Linked DNA regions of Homo sapiens: region 2 is linked to region 1. Evidence: read pairs that join two places in POLR2A ChIA-PET (ENCODE). Cell type or tissue: HepG2. All regions are shown on one strand. Each heading gives the region's core, and the rest is flanking DNA. Links, peaks and the distances in the headings are about the cores only.

What was found. ChIA-PET counts read pairs that join two places held together with the same protein. Peaks named below come from ENCODE experiments on the same cell type or tissue, not always from the same donor. Only the 100,000 strongest peaks of a DNase experiment are listed, where the experiment ranks them.
Region 2: POLR2A ChIA-PET joins it to region 1 with 10 read pairs; 2 of 35 experiments call an interaction of 5 or more read pairs at or near these places.

What each region holds. Positions count from the first base shown.
Region 1 is chr11:16,980,763-16,988,755 of GRCh38, reverse strand. All of the region lies in intron 3 of PLEKHA7 (pleckstrin homology domain containing A7), which reads left to right. Among named protein-coding and RNA genes, the nearest start is that of PLEKHA7, 30 kb to the left of the region's middle. RefSeq lists enhancers at 1,852-2,301, 6,493-7,131. In HepG2, for the core only: no CTCF peak of the experiment used is centred there; a DNase peak (open chromatin) is centred at 3,245.
Region 2 is chr11:17,113,112-17,121,104 of GRCh38, reverse strand. PIK3C2A (phosphatidylinositol-4-phosphate 3-kinase catalytic subunit type 2 alpha) reads left to right here. Exons shown (of 33, transcript NM_002645.4): 16 at 1,131-1,319; 17 at 1,792-1,885; 18 at 2,366-2,460; 19 at 3,434-3,614; 20 at 6,640-6,744. It also overlaps the pseudogene RNU6-593P. Among named protein-coding and RNA genes, the nearest start is that of RPS13, 39 kb to the right of the region's middle. In HepG2, for the core only: no CTCF peak of the experiment used is centred there; no DNase peak of the experiment used is centred there.

The sequences.
Region 1 (7,993 bases), core at 2,059-4,558:
GCATGGGATGGGCTGGATGCGGTGGCTCATGCCCATAATCCCAGCACCTTGGGAGGCTGAGGTGGGTGGATGACCTGAGGTCAGGAGTTCGACCAGCCTGGCCAACATGGTGAAACCTTGTCTCTACTAAAAATACAAAAAATTAGCTGGGCATGGTGGTGGGTGCCTGTAATTCCAGCTACTTGAGAGGCTGAGGCAGGAGAATCGCTTGAACCCAGGAGGCAGAGGTTGCAGTGAGCTGAGATCACACCATTGCACTCCAGCCTGGGCAACAAGAGTGAAACTCTGTCTCAAAGAAAGGAAGAAAGGAAGAAAGAAGGAAGGAAAGAAGGAAAGAAGGAAGGAAGGCAGGAAGGCAGTGGAGAGTATGGAGTAAATGCCTTCTGCCATTCCTCTGCCCAGAGTTCCTGACTGTCCCTTGGCTGCTCTGGATGTGGCTCCCAGGGCAGCCCTAAGGAGAGGTTTAGATTGCATCTCTCTCCAAGCCCAGATCTTCTCAATAGGCTCAGCTTTGCATGTTCCCTCAGGTACGGTGGGAGGAACACAAAGTTAGAACCAGAATTAGGAGACCTGGGTTTGGATCCTGGCTTAGCCCCTTACAGCTGCCTGACCTGGGGCAAGACATTTGCCTTCTCTGTGAAAGGGGATCACATCAGTCCTTCCCCTGTAGGTGAGGTAGTGAGTAGGAAAGCACTTTGTTAAGGAGAGAGGGTACAGACACTGGTTATTAACAGGTGCAGTCAACTTCAGGGAGCCTGGCCTTCCACACACTGTCTGAGAAAACTTCACCCAGTGGTGGTGACCCAGGATCTGTGCCATGCCAGGTATTTTAGAGAATGAAATAGGTTTTGGCCCTAGGTTTGTCCAGAGCTCTCTGAAATATGTTATCAAATGAGTTTCCTGACAGTAGCAATGAGTAAAAGAATCCTCTGCCCTCAAGGCTAGTTGAGTGTAGGAGGCAGAAAGAGTTTGGGACAGGTGTTGAGAAGGGAGGGATCCAGGAAGCCTTCGTGGGGAAAGTGACATTTGAGTTGGGCCTAGACAGAGGCTTCATTATGCAGGAAAAGGAGCAGGCAAAGGTTACAGCAGAAGCAAAGAAGCAACTTGTTTAAAGGGGTGGGGTAAGGAGTTCCTGGGAGGCTGTTTTACATTCCCTTCATTTCTCAAATGAAGATGAGGTCCAGAGATGGGAAGTGGGTTTCCTAGCAGGGATAGGGTAAGCAAAGGTTAGAACCAATGCCCAGCACCTCACCTGGGGCTGTTTTCACCACGCCTCAAGGGTGCGTCTCTACTCGGAAGCCATTTCTCCTGGTTCTGCCTCCTGCCAGGCTGTTCTGTCTTAAGGAGGAAAAGGAGGGAGCAAAAGTTGTATTTACCAAAGGAGCTGGTTGGGCAGGTCTCCTTTCCGAGGTCAAAGTCAAGGCCAAGGTTGGCCTAGCTGGCTTCTGGGGGGCGGAGCCAGGCCTTGGCTGGCCACCAGGTCAGTGGGGGGTGTGGGGGATGGGAGGTCGGGGAGGCTTTTGGTTGGGAGGGAGTGATCACTGGTGGGGACTGAGGTTTTTCCAAGGCATTGCCCCTGTGAACAGTGGGCTGAAAAGATTACAGCCCACACATTCTTTCTCAGCAGATTAGGGCCATGGGAGATTATGGAATACACAGGAGGCTGTAGGAGGCCTGCAAATTTCCCATTTGGGGCAATTAATTTGATGGATTGTAAAACAGCTCACTGCTTCCTCTCCGCCTTCCCTGGGCTGGGTTGGGCTGGGCAGTAAGACTGGCTGGAGAATGTGGCTGGAAATGCCCTTGCCGGTGTTCTGCAGTACCTGCTTGGACCACCTTGTTAAAACCTTCTCTGGGCAGGGGCTCGGCCTGCCCCTTTCCTGCCTCCCTTCCTGGTACAAGGAAGATCATATAGTAGGTGCTACATAAAGCTATGCAGAGCTGATACTTATCTGATTGGGGCCTTTCCAGGATGTTGGTAGAGGTGGGGCTCATGGTGGAAGCTCTGGTTTATAGATGGGGAAGCTGAGCCCCAGCGGTGAAGTCACCTGCCCAAGGTTACTCAGGTTGTTGGTGACAGCTGGGACTCCAGCCAGGTTTCTCTACTCCTGGGCCAGGGCGTCTTCTCCCCACTTGTGTGCTCAAAGTGAAAGTGAAATAAATAGTGAGCAATTTTTATGGTTTCTCTCCCCTGACTTCCTCCTTGCCTCCAGCCAGTCAGTAGGGTCCCCACTTTGGTGACTGTGGGCAAGGTGTGACATGGTTCTGCTGGCATCTCCCCAGCAGCTTTGCAGCATTCCCAGGAGGGCTCTGGTGGGGCTGCACTTTTCTTATGTACTCAAAATGTGTCTGGGCTCATTCGATGCCTCCCTTCTCCATGGGGTCTTGCACCTGTGATTTGTAACAGATTCTTGTGATTAGTCCTTTCTCTGGTGCCTCCTAAAGACCCCACTGTCACCAACTCATATCTGCAGCGGTGCAGATGGTTCCGACTGGTTTTCTTGCCTCCATCCTGTTCTCCCTACAGGGGCCCAAATACCTCATCCTGATATGCTTCCTGATGAGGGCCTTCAGAGGTGTCCTGACTTGGGCTTCTCTTCCTGTGTCTGTGTCCTGTTAAAGCACACCATTCCCCTCTGGCCTGAACACACTCCACAACATCATAAGCTGTAGCACTCTCTTGCTTCTTTGTCTTTGCTTTTGTAGGAATGCCCCCTTCCATCCAGGTAATTCCTATGCATCCTTTAAGACTCAGGCATTACCTGGGAAGCCATCTGTGGCCACCCGCCATCAAGGGTTTGTGATATCCCTCCATTTGTGCTTTCATTCATTTAGTTAGCAGTGCTTTCATTCATTTGTTATGTACTGAGAAGCTTTTCTGAGCCTGACAGTGTTGTACTGAGGAGTACAGTAGTGAACAAAAGGAGGGTGCCTGTGGGCATGGAGCTTGCATGCTAGCATCCTCTCTTGCCACATATCACCTTAGTCTGTGTAATGTCTCTCTGTCTCTCCCTCATTAGCCTGTGAATTATCTTTATGTTTGATTGATTCACATATCTGTCCCCAGCACTCAGCACAGTATTAAGTAACAAGCACAGTGTTTCTTCAAGCAAGAAAACTTAAAATGTTAATGCGGAATGAACGGATGGATAAGTGGTTCCGCCTTCCCTGCCCCTCTTAGGCTGTCTAGCTGTTGTGTGTGGCTGTCCCCACCCCCACCCCAAGAGCTCTCTTGCCCCTTGCACTCTTGGCACTGCATTTGCTGCTCACGTGACTGTCCTGCTTCATGTTACACCTTTTTGTGTCTACATCTCTCTCACATTGTTGTAAATTTCTTCAAGGCAGGGTCCATTCTAGTTCAGTTTTGTGTATCTGGAATTTCTATACTTGATATTAGCCAAAAGGTTGAGAAGCAAGTGTACTTGGAATTTCTGCCTGTCCTCACATTCAGTAAAATGAACAGCAATTCACAAAGCAATGTGTAAAGAAATCAAAATGTAAGGACACAACTAGGTGCCTAGGAGTGGGTTGGTTTATTCATAAACGTGTAGTGGGCACCTGCATGCCAACCCTGGGCCAGGTGCTGGGCATTCTTAGATGAATGAGGCAGAGGCATCTGCCTCAAGGGCTTCTGAAGGCTTCCTTCCTTGAGGAAGAAGAACATGCAGACAGGGTGAGGAGGTGCCCAGCCCGCTGGCACCCAAGACACTTATGGTATAGGATATCCGGATCCTTCCTTTTGATGAAAGAAGATGCCATCACAGAGTTAAGGGGGCTGTCAGGCCTCAATTTTAATCCCACTTCTGTTGCTTGCCAGCTGTGTGACCTTGGACAAGTGAGTCAACTTTTCTGAGCTTCAGTTTCCACATCTATAGTCAGTAGCTAGTAAGAACATCTACCTTGTAGGGTCATTCATTCCTTTATTAAATGAATATTTATTGAGTGCCTACTTGGAGCCAGGCATTGTTCTAAATGCTGGGATGGGATAGTGAACAAAATCAATAAAGGTCTCTGCCCTCATGGAGCTTACGTATTAGCAGGAGAGAAAGAGAGCAAACGAAATGGTTAAAATATATAGTATCAGAGGATGGTAAGTGCTATGGAGAAAAATGAGCAGGAAAAGGAGACAGGAGGCCTGGGTGTGAGAGTGGAATGGTCAGAAGAGGCCTCTTTGTGGAGATGACATTTGGGTAGAGATCTGATCAAGCCATGTAGGGGCAGGACATGCCATGACGAGGAAACAGCAAGGAGGCCAGAGTGGATGGAGCTCAGGGAGTAGGAGTTGAGACTGGAGAGGTGCAGGCCCTTGACTTGAGCTTTCACCCTGAGTCAGCAGAGAATTCACTGGACGGCTTTGAACAATGGAAGGCTTTGAACAGAGGAGTGGCATGATCTGACTTTTGCTTTAGAATAAGGATAATTATTCTAAATATTTATTCTAAATATTCTAATTATTCTAAGTACTTATTCTAAATATTTTAATTATTTAGGATAATATTCTAAAATATACTTATTCTAAAGAAAAGTCAGATCATGCCATTCCTCTGTTAAATTATGGTTGTTGTACGTAGAATAGACTGATTAAAGATAATGTAGGTAGCATGTTTAACACAGTACCTGGTATGAAATAAGCCCTCATTAAATGGTAGTTTTGTTCTTCATGATAATATTATTTTAAAATTCTTTTTATTTTTTATTATTTTTTGAGATAGGGTCTCACTCTGTTGCCCAGGCTGCAGCCTCGACCTCCTGGGCTCAAGTGACCCTCTCACCTAAGCCTCCTGAGTAGCTGGGGCCACAGGTGTATGCCACCATGCCTGGCTAATTGTTAATTTTTTTTTGTAGAGACCGGGTCTTGCCATGTTGCCCAAGCTGGGGTAATATTATTAAAGATGGACCTGGGTGCCTTCTAGTCTTGGCCTGGGCCCTCATTCCACCTATCTTCTGCCCTTTTGGGAGCTACGGCATCCAGGGAGCCTTCTCCCTGAGGAGGACAGTGATGAGTATTGGACTTGGGAATGAGCAGGGAGAAGGTGACTGATTCTTTGGCTGTTCCTGCCTGGATCTTCTGTTTAGTAGTCATGGTGAGGCGTGGTGGTGCGGCAGTGGAGACAGGAGAAGAATCTTGGCCTCCACAAATCTAGACTGGGGAGCTCAACCTGCAGGCCAGAAGCTGCCAGTAAACGAGAAATGCCACATCAGCAGCCCTATGAATTCTGCTTTTCCTATCTGGTTGTTAGGGTTCCCAGGAGGGGCTACAGCTGTACCCCAGAGCTGCCCTCCTCCTCCCAGACTTCATGGTGGGCATCCCTCCTCACTACCTCCATCCCTGGAATCTCAGGCCTTTATGGAAAGGTCTCAAGCCTCTCACATGGTCTGATGTGGTTTGCCTATTCACCTGATATAGAGACTCCTTCGGCAGCAGTGCTGACCAAACTGCTTCTGCTCAATGACTTTGTATAACAGGGAGAGTTCACTACCTCACAAGGAAGCCCCTCCTGTAATTGTCACATTCTCATTGATAGGAAGTTCCATTTCAGGTTGAGCTGAAATCTTCTCTGCTCTGACTTCCCCCATTGCTTTTGGTTCTGAAATAAGAGTGAGTCAGTTATAGTCCTCTCCAACCTTCCCATCCCCTGTGCTACCTCCATGAAGCAAAGGTTTACTGGTGTCCCAAGAGGCTCTGTTCAGTTCTTGCTCTGTTACTCAGCCTGATCATCTGGTAGGAGGCCCAGGAAAGCTTAATAGAGCACATGATGCTTGAGTGGGCTCCTGAAGGGTGAGGGGTGAGCCAGGTCAGGAAGGGAAGAAAGGCCTTTGAGTCAGAAGGTAAGGCAGTGTCTCGAAATAGTGTGTGGAGTCCAGGAATCCTAGATAGTTCAGTATCTCTGGAGTAGTTGGGAGTTTCTCTCTCTCTCTCTCCCTCTCTCTCTCTGTCTCTCTTTCTCCGTGTGTGTGTGTGTGTGTGTGTGTGTAGGGGATAGTGAGGGAGGTGAAGTCTGAGAGGTAAGAGAGGTAGACCCAAGCTAAAGCATGGAGGGCCACCTGTGCCTGGGTCAGGTCGTGGACACAGGTGGCAGAGGTCAGAGAGCTGCACAGGAGGACGGGTTTTAGAACTGGTTTGTTTGGGGCTCCGGTACCACGGGTTTCACATTGGCCTAGAGCTGATGAATGGCTTTCTGAGCACCACTGACTCTGCTTCCTGCTTTCGTCTAGGGTTCCTGATTAAACCTGTCCTTGAGATCTCTGTAGAGTGGGACAGGGACAGTAAGCACTTTGAATGTGCTAGTCACCCTGGACATTCTGTTTCTGGGCTCAGCACTGGATGAGCCAGGCTTTCAGCCCCTGCACCCCTTTCCTGGGTTGGGGTGGGGGCCAGGTGCTGTAGCCAGGGGCAACTGGCTCGCCTCAAGCTTGCCTGTGTCCCAGAGGTGGCTGGACACACAGGTCTGTCTCTGCCCTGCAAGGTTTCTGATTTATGCAGGGAGCCTGCATTTGCCCTTGGCCAAATTCTTTGGGCATAAAGCTTTTGTAAAGGGGCTTGGGGCCCTTCCAGGGCATTAACAGTTTCTTTATGCCCCATTCAGATATCTATTTGTATCTGATTTTTATATATTTCCAAAGTACTTTCCCAGCTTCCTGGGGGAGACTTGTTCCCCCCAGCCTGGCCAGATCATTGGGAACCTTCTGGCAGACCTGCCTCACGCTGCTGGCATATGGAGTGTCCTCTCACCACCGTCTGTCCTTCCTGGTGTCTTGCATGCCGAAGGGCCGAGGGTGGAGTGGGGTTTTTTGTTTTGTTTTTAAATAAGGGCAACGTGGGTAAACAGAGCAGTGTTTCTGGTGCCTTCGGGGAGGGCCAGGACCCTGCATTCCGGCTCCATGACGACAGCCTGTTTGGTTGCCACTTGCTGGGCTGTGGGCAGCAGCAGTTCAGACGGAGACAATGGTGGCTCTGTTGAAATGCTGCTGCTGGGCTCTGGCAGAATGCATTTTAATTGGACATTCTCCACCCTGGAATCTGTGGGGATCTGGTGGCCCACTCCTCCTCATTCCTTCATTTTTCTCTTTGCAACTCAAGAGCCAAGTTATTGCAGCTCCTTCCCCGCCCCGCCCCCCAACCCCGTCTACTATTAGCAGCCTCTTGGGGGAAAATGGTGTTTCTAGCCAGGGCATGGTTTGCACTGGGCTGACTGGAAATAGTGAGAGAAAGGGAGAGGGTAGGGGGCTGGAGGGGCTGGGAGATATCCTGTGGCCTGTTCTGGAGCATCACTGAGGGGTGAAGAGCAGCAGGTGTTCCAGGAAGCTCTTCTCTTCCGTGGACCAGGGTGGTCAGGAACACTGGCTCTGAAGTCAGGCCAACTGGGTTGGAATCCTGGTGGTAGCACTGCCAGCTGAACCTCTCTGTGCCTCAGTTTTCTTATGTGTAAATTGGGGATAATACTAGTGTCTACTCGTAGAATCATTGTGAGAATTAAATTAACATATATGAAGTACTCAGGATAATCATACCTGCATGTAGTAAACACCTGATAAGAGCCTCCATCACTATATTTTGTCATTTTAATCTTATGTCCTGGTCATCGATATTCCATTCCTTGTAAGGGCCTCATCTGAGACTGCAGGAGGAACAGAGCAACACTCTTTCTAAAATGCACATTTGCTTTTGTCACTCCCTGTCCTAGACAGCCTCAGTGAGTCCCCATTGATCTCTCTGCATAAAGAGGAGGGACTTGTGTTTATTGAAGGTATCAAAGGCCTACTATGTGCTGAGTACTTGGTGTTCTTTTAGATTAGCTCCAAAGTAGACACTGATATGTGAGACCCTTCATCATTGGGCCGTATCTTGCTGGTTTGTTGTTGTTTTTGAGATGGAATTTTGCTCTTGTTGCCCAGGCTGGAGTGCAGTGGTGCCATCTTGGCTCACTGCAACCTCCGCCTCCCGGGTTCAAGCGATTCTCCTGCCTCAGCCTCCTGCTAATTTTTTTGTATT
Region 2 (7,993 bases), core at 3,086-5,585, 130 kb before region 1:
ATTGATTGGAAATGTCCATCAATAGGGATTAAATTAAGGTACATTTATCTGGTAGAGAACCATGTAACTATTAAAAATGAGATTGTAGGCTGAACGTGGTGGCTCACACCTGTAATCTCAGCACTTTGGGAGGCTGAGATGGTGGCACATGCCTGTAATCCCAGCTACTTGGGAGGCTGAGGCAGGAGAATCGCTTGAACCTGGGAGGCGGAGGTTGCAGTGAGCCAAGATCGTGCCACTGCATTCCAGCCTGGGTGACAGAGCGAGACTCCATCTCAAACAAAAATAAAATAAATAAAAATGAGATTATAGCTGTATGTACTAATTTTTAAAATAGGTTAGCTGAAGAAAACCAGGAGTAGAATAGTGTATATAGTGTATTACCACGAAAATAAAGGAAAAAAGAGGATCTACATATATCCGTGTGTGTGCCTCTGTATGAATAAACTCTCTAGAAGAGCATACAAGCTTAGGTGGTTGCCTCTTAGAAGGGGAATTAGAAGGAGAGAGATTTCACTGTATACCTTTTGCAGTGTTTGAATTTTTTCATTACTCCACATGAAATGAATAAATTTCAGTGCATGTATATGTATATATATATTTATATATATATGGATGGATAGTAAAATGGTGAAATATTTCATTCACGTAAACATTTGTGATTAAGCTTAAAACAATTAGGATCTTCAAAACAAGTCCTTTTCATTTGAACTGTATAAATATGTTCCAAAATTTTATAGTAGTATTTTTTTTTTCATAGCATTTGATTTTATTTGTACGAAATGGATGAAATCCTTGCTATCTCTTAGGGTGGGATCTGCTTTTTCAACTCTGATTTCTAGTGCCTGGCATCTAGTTAGAGCTCAATAAATTTTTATTATACTGAATTATCCTTCATTTTCCTAACTAAGCATCTTTTATCAAGACATAATCATTCCTTTCAGTTCCCGGATTAGCATTAATTACTGGCATTTGCCATACATTGCATTTTTCTATTCCAAATTAGTATTAATGATTTTATGAAGAAGTAGCTGTCCCAAATAAATAAATTTCTTCTTTGTATTTTTAATCATTGAGATTATATCATTATGTTATCACTGAGAAGTAATTTAATTCTATTATATATGCAGACTTTCTAAAGAAGATAAAGCTTTTTTATGGGAGAAACGTTATTATTGCTTCAAACACCCAAATTGTCTTCCTAAAATATTAGCAAGCGCCCCAAACTGGAAATGGGTTAATCTTGCCAAAACTTACTCATTGCTTCACCAGTGGCCTGCATTGTACCCACTAATTGCATTGGAACTTCTTGATTCAAAGTAAGTCAAATACATTTATTTGCTCTTGTTTTATTGTCAGTTTTTCCAGTAAGGTATGTTGCCAGAAGTATTTCCTTTCCTTTTAACATGAAAGCAATTCAATATAATCCAAATGTGTAAATGTATATTTATACAAACATATCTTCTGCATTGAAGTTGTCAATAAAGCATTGCATGTCCTTTAAAACTAGCCTAAAGGAAGGGTTAGGTTGTAAATTTTGAATAATTTATATTTTTATGATGTGGGCCAGAATTAATTTTCATAAACTTAAGATTCCTAAATAATCCCTAAATTGAATCTGTATAGCACAATAAGATTGTCTTCTTACAAAAAGAAGAAATACATTGCTTTTGAATAAAAGAGATATCTTAGTGTTCTTTGTCAGGACCAGATTGAGATTGTGTTTTCAAAAAATACAGCTTCACTGGAAAGAAATCACTGTCCAATCTTGGTTTTATGGTAATCTTCTAGATTTGCTGATCAGGAAGTAAGATCCCTAGCTGTGACCTGGATTGAGGCCATTAGTGATGATGAGCTAACAGATCTTCTTCCACAGTTTGTACAAGTGAGTTTTTTACTAGATTACCTCCCTTTATACTTTCACTCTAGTTTTTTATGGGAACTTGCTAAGGGATCCCCATTCTGTTTAGATTAAAAGTCGTTTTTTAGTGTGGGAACATTGAGGGGCATTGCATTTGGATTTAGTGTGAATTTTTTCCCCACTATTGTCATCTGCCCCATTTGAATATTGTATATAGGCACCTGTATTTTTAGTTTTCAGACTTTTTAGAACAAACCAGACTTGAGCTTTTCCTTGATTTTTCTTTACTGGTGAGTTCAACATAGCTAATGAATGTTACTCTATACTTTTGTGTTTGATTTAAATTAGTTTGGCATAGGTTAATTCATCTATTTAATTTTTATAAGTATCATCTTTCATCAGTAAGAGTAATACTTGCTTTATATAGTTTCTCTTTTGATAGTTTTATTGGAACAATTTAGTATGGGTTAGACCACTAATAATTCTTATTTTCTTTTACTGTAGGCTTTGAAATATGAAATTTACTTGAATAGTTCATTAGTGCAATTCCTTTTGTCCAGGGCATTGGGAAATATCCAGATAGCACACAATTTATATTGGTAAGATTTAAATTTTATTGATTACCGTATTTCCATTCCTAGAATTTATAGAAATGGCATACCCTGTAAGTCTAAATGGTATGCCACACTACTTATTGTGGATACAAGATATTTTATTGAAGGTATTATTTTAAAGGAGCTAAATTTACCCTCTAATGCAAAAATTTGAAAACCCTCATTGCAAAAATTTGGTGTCTTATAGCTCTGTAATAATGAATGGGTTTCGACTTGCTTATATAGCTTAAAATACATTTCTGGTTATCAAAAATTGAGGCCAAGCGTGGTGGCTCATGCTTGTAATCCCAGCACTTTGGGAGGCTGAAGCTAGTGGATCGCTTGATCTCAGGAGTTTAAGACCAGCCTAACAATCATGGTGAAACCTCATCTCTACCAAAAATATAAAAAATTAGCCGAACATGGTGGCATGTGCCTGTGGTCCCAGCTAGTTGGGATGCTGAGGTGGGAGGATTGCTCGAGCCTGGGAGGTGGAGGTTGCAGTGAGGCAAGGTCATGCCACTGGACTCCAGCCTGGGCAACAGAGCCAGACCTGGTCTCAAAAAAAAAAAAAGAAAAAAAAATTGAACTTGTTATTTTTCAGAGAGGTTCACCTAGTTCTTAGAAGTGACTAACATGGCCGGGCATGGTGGCTCACGCCTGTAATCCCAGCACTTTGGGAGGCCGAAGTGGGCGGATCACAAGGTCAGGAGATCGAGACCATCCTGGCTAACACAGTGAAACCCCATCTCTACTAAAAATACAAAAAATTAGCCGGGTGTGGTGGCGGGCGCCTATAGTCCCAGCTATTCGGGAGGCTGAGGCAGGAGAATGGCGTGAACCCGGGAGGCAGAGCTTGCAGTGAGCCGAGATGGCGCCACTGCACTCCAGCCTGGGTGACGAGTGAGGCTCCGTCTCAAAAAAAAAAAAAAAAAAAAAAAACCAAGACGTGACTAACATAAATATTTTGCTGTATTAGGCTTCTCAAAGATGCCCTGCATGATGTACAGTTTAGTACCCGATACGAACATGTTTTGGGTGCTCTCCTGTCAGTAGGAGGAAAACGACTTAGAGAAGAACTTCTAAAACAGACGAAACTTGTACAGCTTTTAGGAGGAGTAGCAGAAAAAGTAAGGCAGGCTAGTGGATCAGCCAGACAGGTATGTACCCATAAAAGGTAATATAAATGTGTTAATGTTAAAGGAAGGATCTTTATGGTGCTGACTAATTAAGTTGCTATTCTTTATTGGTAGACTCCCAGTAGAACTCTAACTATACCCATGCTATTTGGGGCAGATAAATTCAAAGATTGTTTAAAATATATAGGAACATATTTCACAACCTATTAAAATCAGTGATTTTCCCATGCTTATTTATTTCCATGCTTATTTATTCCTTTCTGATGAAAATTGTTTTCTTGAATTCCTTTACCTCCACTATCAAAGTCCACAGTATTTTCATCACACCAAAAAGAAAGCATGTCCCCATTTTCCCCTCCCAGCCACTAAACTGTTTTCTGTCAATATGGATACGTCTATACTTCTATATGGATATTCTGGACACTTCATGGACTTTTCTGTCTAGTTTCTTTCACTTAGCATAAAGTTTTCAGAGTTCATCTGTGTTCTAGCATGTGTACTACATGCCATTTTTGGTTGAATAATATTCCATTGTGTGGATATACCACATTTGGTTTAAACATTCATCAGTTGGTGGACATTTGGGTTGTTTCCACTTTTTGACTATTAATAATAATACTGCTGGCCAGGCGTGGTGGCTCATGCCTGTAATCCCAGCACTTTGGGAGGCCCAGGCGGGCAGATCACGAGGTCAGGAGATCGAGACCATCCTGGTTAACATGGTGAAACCCCGTCTCTACTAAAAATACAAAAAATTAGCCAGGCATGGTGGCGGGCGCCTGCAGTCCCAGCTGCTCGGGAGGCTGAGGCAGGAGAATGGCGTGAACCCGGGAGGCGGAGCTTGCAGTGAACCGAGATCGAGCCACTATACTCCAGCCTGGGCGACAGAGCAAGACTCTGTCTCAAAAAAAAAAAAAGAATACTGCTATGAATATTCATGTATAAATTTGTGTTTAAACAACTGTTTCCACTTAGGAATGGCAGAGCTAGGTCATATGGTAGTTCTGTGCTTAACTTTTTGGGGAATCATAGAATTATTGTCTGTAGCAGCTATATCACTTTACATTCCCACCAGCAATATAGAAGGGTTCCAGTTTCACCACATCCTCACCAACATTGTTTTTTTTCCTGTTTTTTGATTATGGCCATTCTAGTGGGTGTGAAGCAGTATCTCGTTGTGGTTTTGAGTTGAATTTCCCTAGTGACTAATGATATTGAGCACATTCTCATATGTTTATTGGCCATTTGTATTCTTTGGAGAAATATCTATTCAAAGTCCTTTGTCCATTTTAAATTGGAATGTCTTTTTTGTTGTTGAGTTGTAAGAGTTATTTATATATTTTGGATACTAGACCTTTATCACATACACTATTTGCAAATATTTTTTTCATTCTGCAGTTGTCTTTTTAATTCCTTAATAGTGTCCTTTAATATATTAATACAAAAATGTTTAAGTTTGATGAAGTCCAGTTTATCTATTTTTTTCTTTTGTGGCTCATGCTTTTAGTGTCATATCTAAGAATCCATCATTAAATCTAATGCCATAAAGATGTACACCTGTGTTTTCTTCTAAGCTTTTCTAGTTTTAGCTCTTATGTTTAGGTCTTTGATCCGTTGTGGTATGAAGTAGAGGCCCAACTTTATTCTTTTGAATGAGGTTATCCAGTTGTCTTAGCACCATTTGTTAAAGAGACCCCCTCCTTCCTCTTGAATGGTTTTGGCGTACTTGTCAAAAATCAGTTGACCCTGTGCTTGCTTCGGTAACACATATACTAAAATTGGAATGATACAGAGAAGATTAGCATGCCCCCTACACTACGATGACATGCAAATTCGTGAAGTGTTCTGTTAAAAATTTTTAAATAAAAAAGTTGACCACATATATGGGTTTTTTTCTAGACTCTCAATTCTATATCATATATGTCTATCCATATGCTATATTTGTTTTTTTTTTTTTTTTCCTTTTTTTCCTTGAGATGAGGTCTCTCTGTTGCCCAGGCTGGAGTGCAGTGGTGTGATCACAATTCACCACAGCCTCAGCCTCCTGGGCTCAAGTGATCTTCTCGCTTCAGCCTCCCAAGTAGCTGGGACCACAGGTGTTTGCCACCATGCCTGTCTTTTTTTTTTTTTTTTTTTTTTCTTGTAGGGACAGGGTTTTGCCATGTTTCCCAGGCTGGTCTTGAACTCCTGGGCTCAAGCAGTCCTCCCATTTTGGCCTCCCAAAGTCCTAGGATTATAGATATGAGCCATCCACCCAGCCTATACTTTTTTTAATTACCATAGTTTTATAGTAAGTTTTGAAATTGGACAATGTAAGTCCTCCTACTTTGTTCTTTTTCATTATTATTTTTGGCTATTCAGGGGACACTTGCAATTTCATATGAATTTTAGGAACCGTGTATCCATTGCTGCAAAAAGGCAGTTGGAATTTTGATAAGAATTATAGATTAATTTGGGGAAATATTACATACAATCTTAATTATAAACTATTACCTCTATATACATTGTTTACCTGTTTTCTCTTTACTAAACAATACTGCAATGAACTTTGGTTGGTGTGTACATTTTTATTTCTTTGCTAGTATTTCTTTCAGAAAATTCCTACAGGTGAAATAGCTGAGTCAAGAGCGACATGTATTTTTAGTTATAATAGTTGTTACATTGCTCTACAAAAGAAGCTACACCTGTGTACACCTCTCTCCCTACCAATAAGTTATGAAATCGTTTCCTAACACAGGATGTTGTTTTAAATTTTCATCTGATAGGTGAAAAACTGCATTCATTTTTGTTTGGCTTCTATTTCTTTGACTATTAGTGAGCTTTAACATTTTCGTATACATTGGTTGGCCAAATGTACCTTTGCCCACTATATTTATAGCCTTTGGCCATTCTAGTTTTATAGTAAAAATTAACTCTCTTTAGTAACAACCTTTTTTTCACCGTTTGACAACTGGGCATTTTATAAATTGTATCCACAGCATAACTTGTCTGAAAAATAGATCTTCATTTTCATTATGTACTTACAGTATCACATCTCTTTCTATAGGTTGTTCTCCAAAGAAGTATGGAACGAGTACAGTCCTTTTTTCAGAAAAATAAATGCCGTCTCCCTCTCAAGCCAAGTCTAGTGGCAAAAGAATTAAATATTAAGGTGACACATAAAATACTTATAAGTTCATATTACATTTGAAAATAATAGGAAGAAGGCAAATGGGCAGGTATGCTTAAGGCAAATGAAGGTAAAACCTGCACAGGTTGGTTATAAGCATGGATGGTTGTGATTAGGATCCATATTTATCTTAGCATATTTTTTTACCTAACCACCATTCCTGGGAAAAAAAAAGTATAAAATTATTTACTGCCTTGGGCTTCATTTTTTTAAATTGGTCTCACCTTTTTATTTATTTATTTATTTATTTATTTATTTATTTTTTGAGACAAAGTCTCACTCTTGCCCAAGCTGGAGTGCAGTGGTGCGATCTTGGCTCACTGCAACCTCCACCTCCCAAGTTCAAGCGATTCTCCTGCCTCATCCTCCTGAGTAGCTGGGACTACAGGCACACGCCACCATGCCCAGCTAATTTTTGTATTTTTAGTAGAGATGGGGTTTCACTTTGTTGACCAGGCTGGTCTTGAACTCCTGACCTCGTGATTCGCCCACCTCGGCCTCCCAAAATGCTGAGATTACAGGCATGAGCCACCATGCCTGGCCTTTTTTTTTTTTTTTTTTGAGATGGAGTCTTGCTCTGTCACTCAGGCTGGAATGCAATGGTGCAATCTCGGCTCATTGCGACCTCCGCCTCCCAGGTTCAAGTGATTCTCCTGCCTCAGCCTCCCAAGTAGCCGGGATTACAGGTGCCTGCCACCACGCCTGGCTAATATTTGTATGTTTAGTAGAGACGGGGTTTCGCCGTGTTGGCCAGGCTGGTCTCGAACTCCTGACCTCAGGTGAGCCACCATGCCCAGCTGGTCTCACTGTCTTAAATTAGCTTTTTAGTCGGTTTCATTTTAAAAGTAAGATTTGATCATTGCTAATAAAATTTTTAGTTTTTGTGAATACTTCCATGGCTAATTAATTACAATAGTACCATAAACAGAAGAATGGAGGTCTCACATCACAGTGATTTAGAAGAAGGAAAAGGATATCACAAGACGTTGTGTTCTGTTGATGGATTAAGACATTTACAAAGCTCAAACTTTAAAGTTTGTGTCTCAAGTTTTTGCTTCTCTGCCTAGCGAGATGATATTTTAGTCATATATGCTATGTTTAAGTTTCAAAAAGTATTTTTGCGTATCTGTTATCTTCCAGAGAGTCTAGAAAAGCAATTCTAAATTAGCCGGGTGTGGTGGCGGGTGCCTGTAATCCCAGCTACTCGGGAGGCTGAGGCAGGAGAATTGCT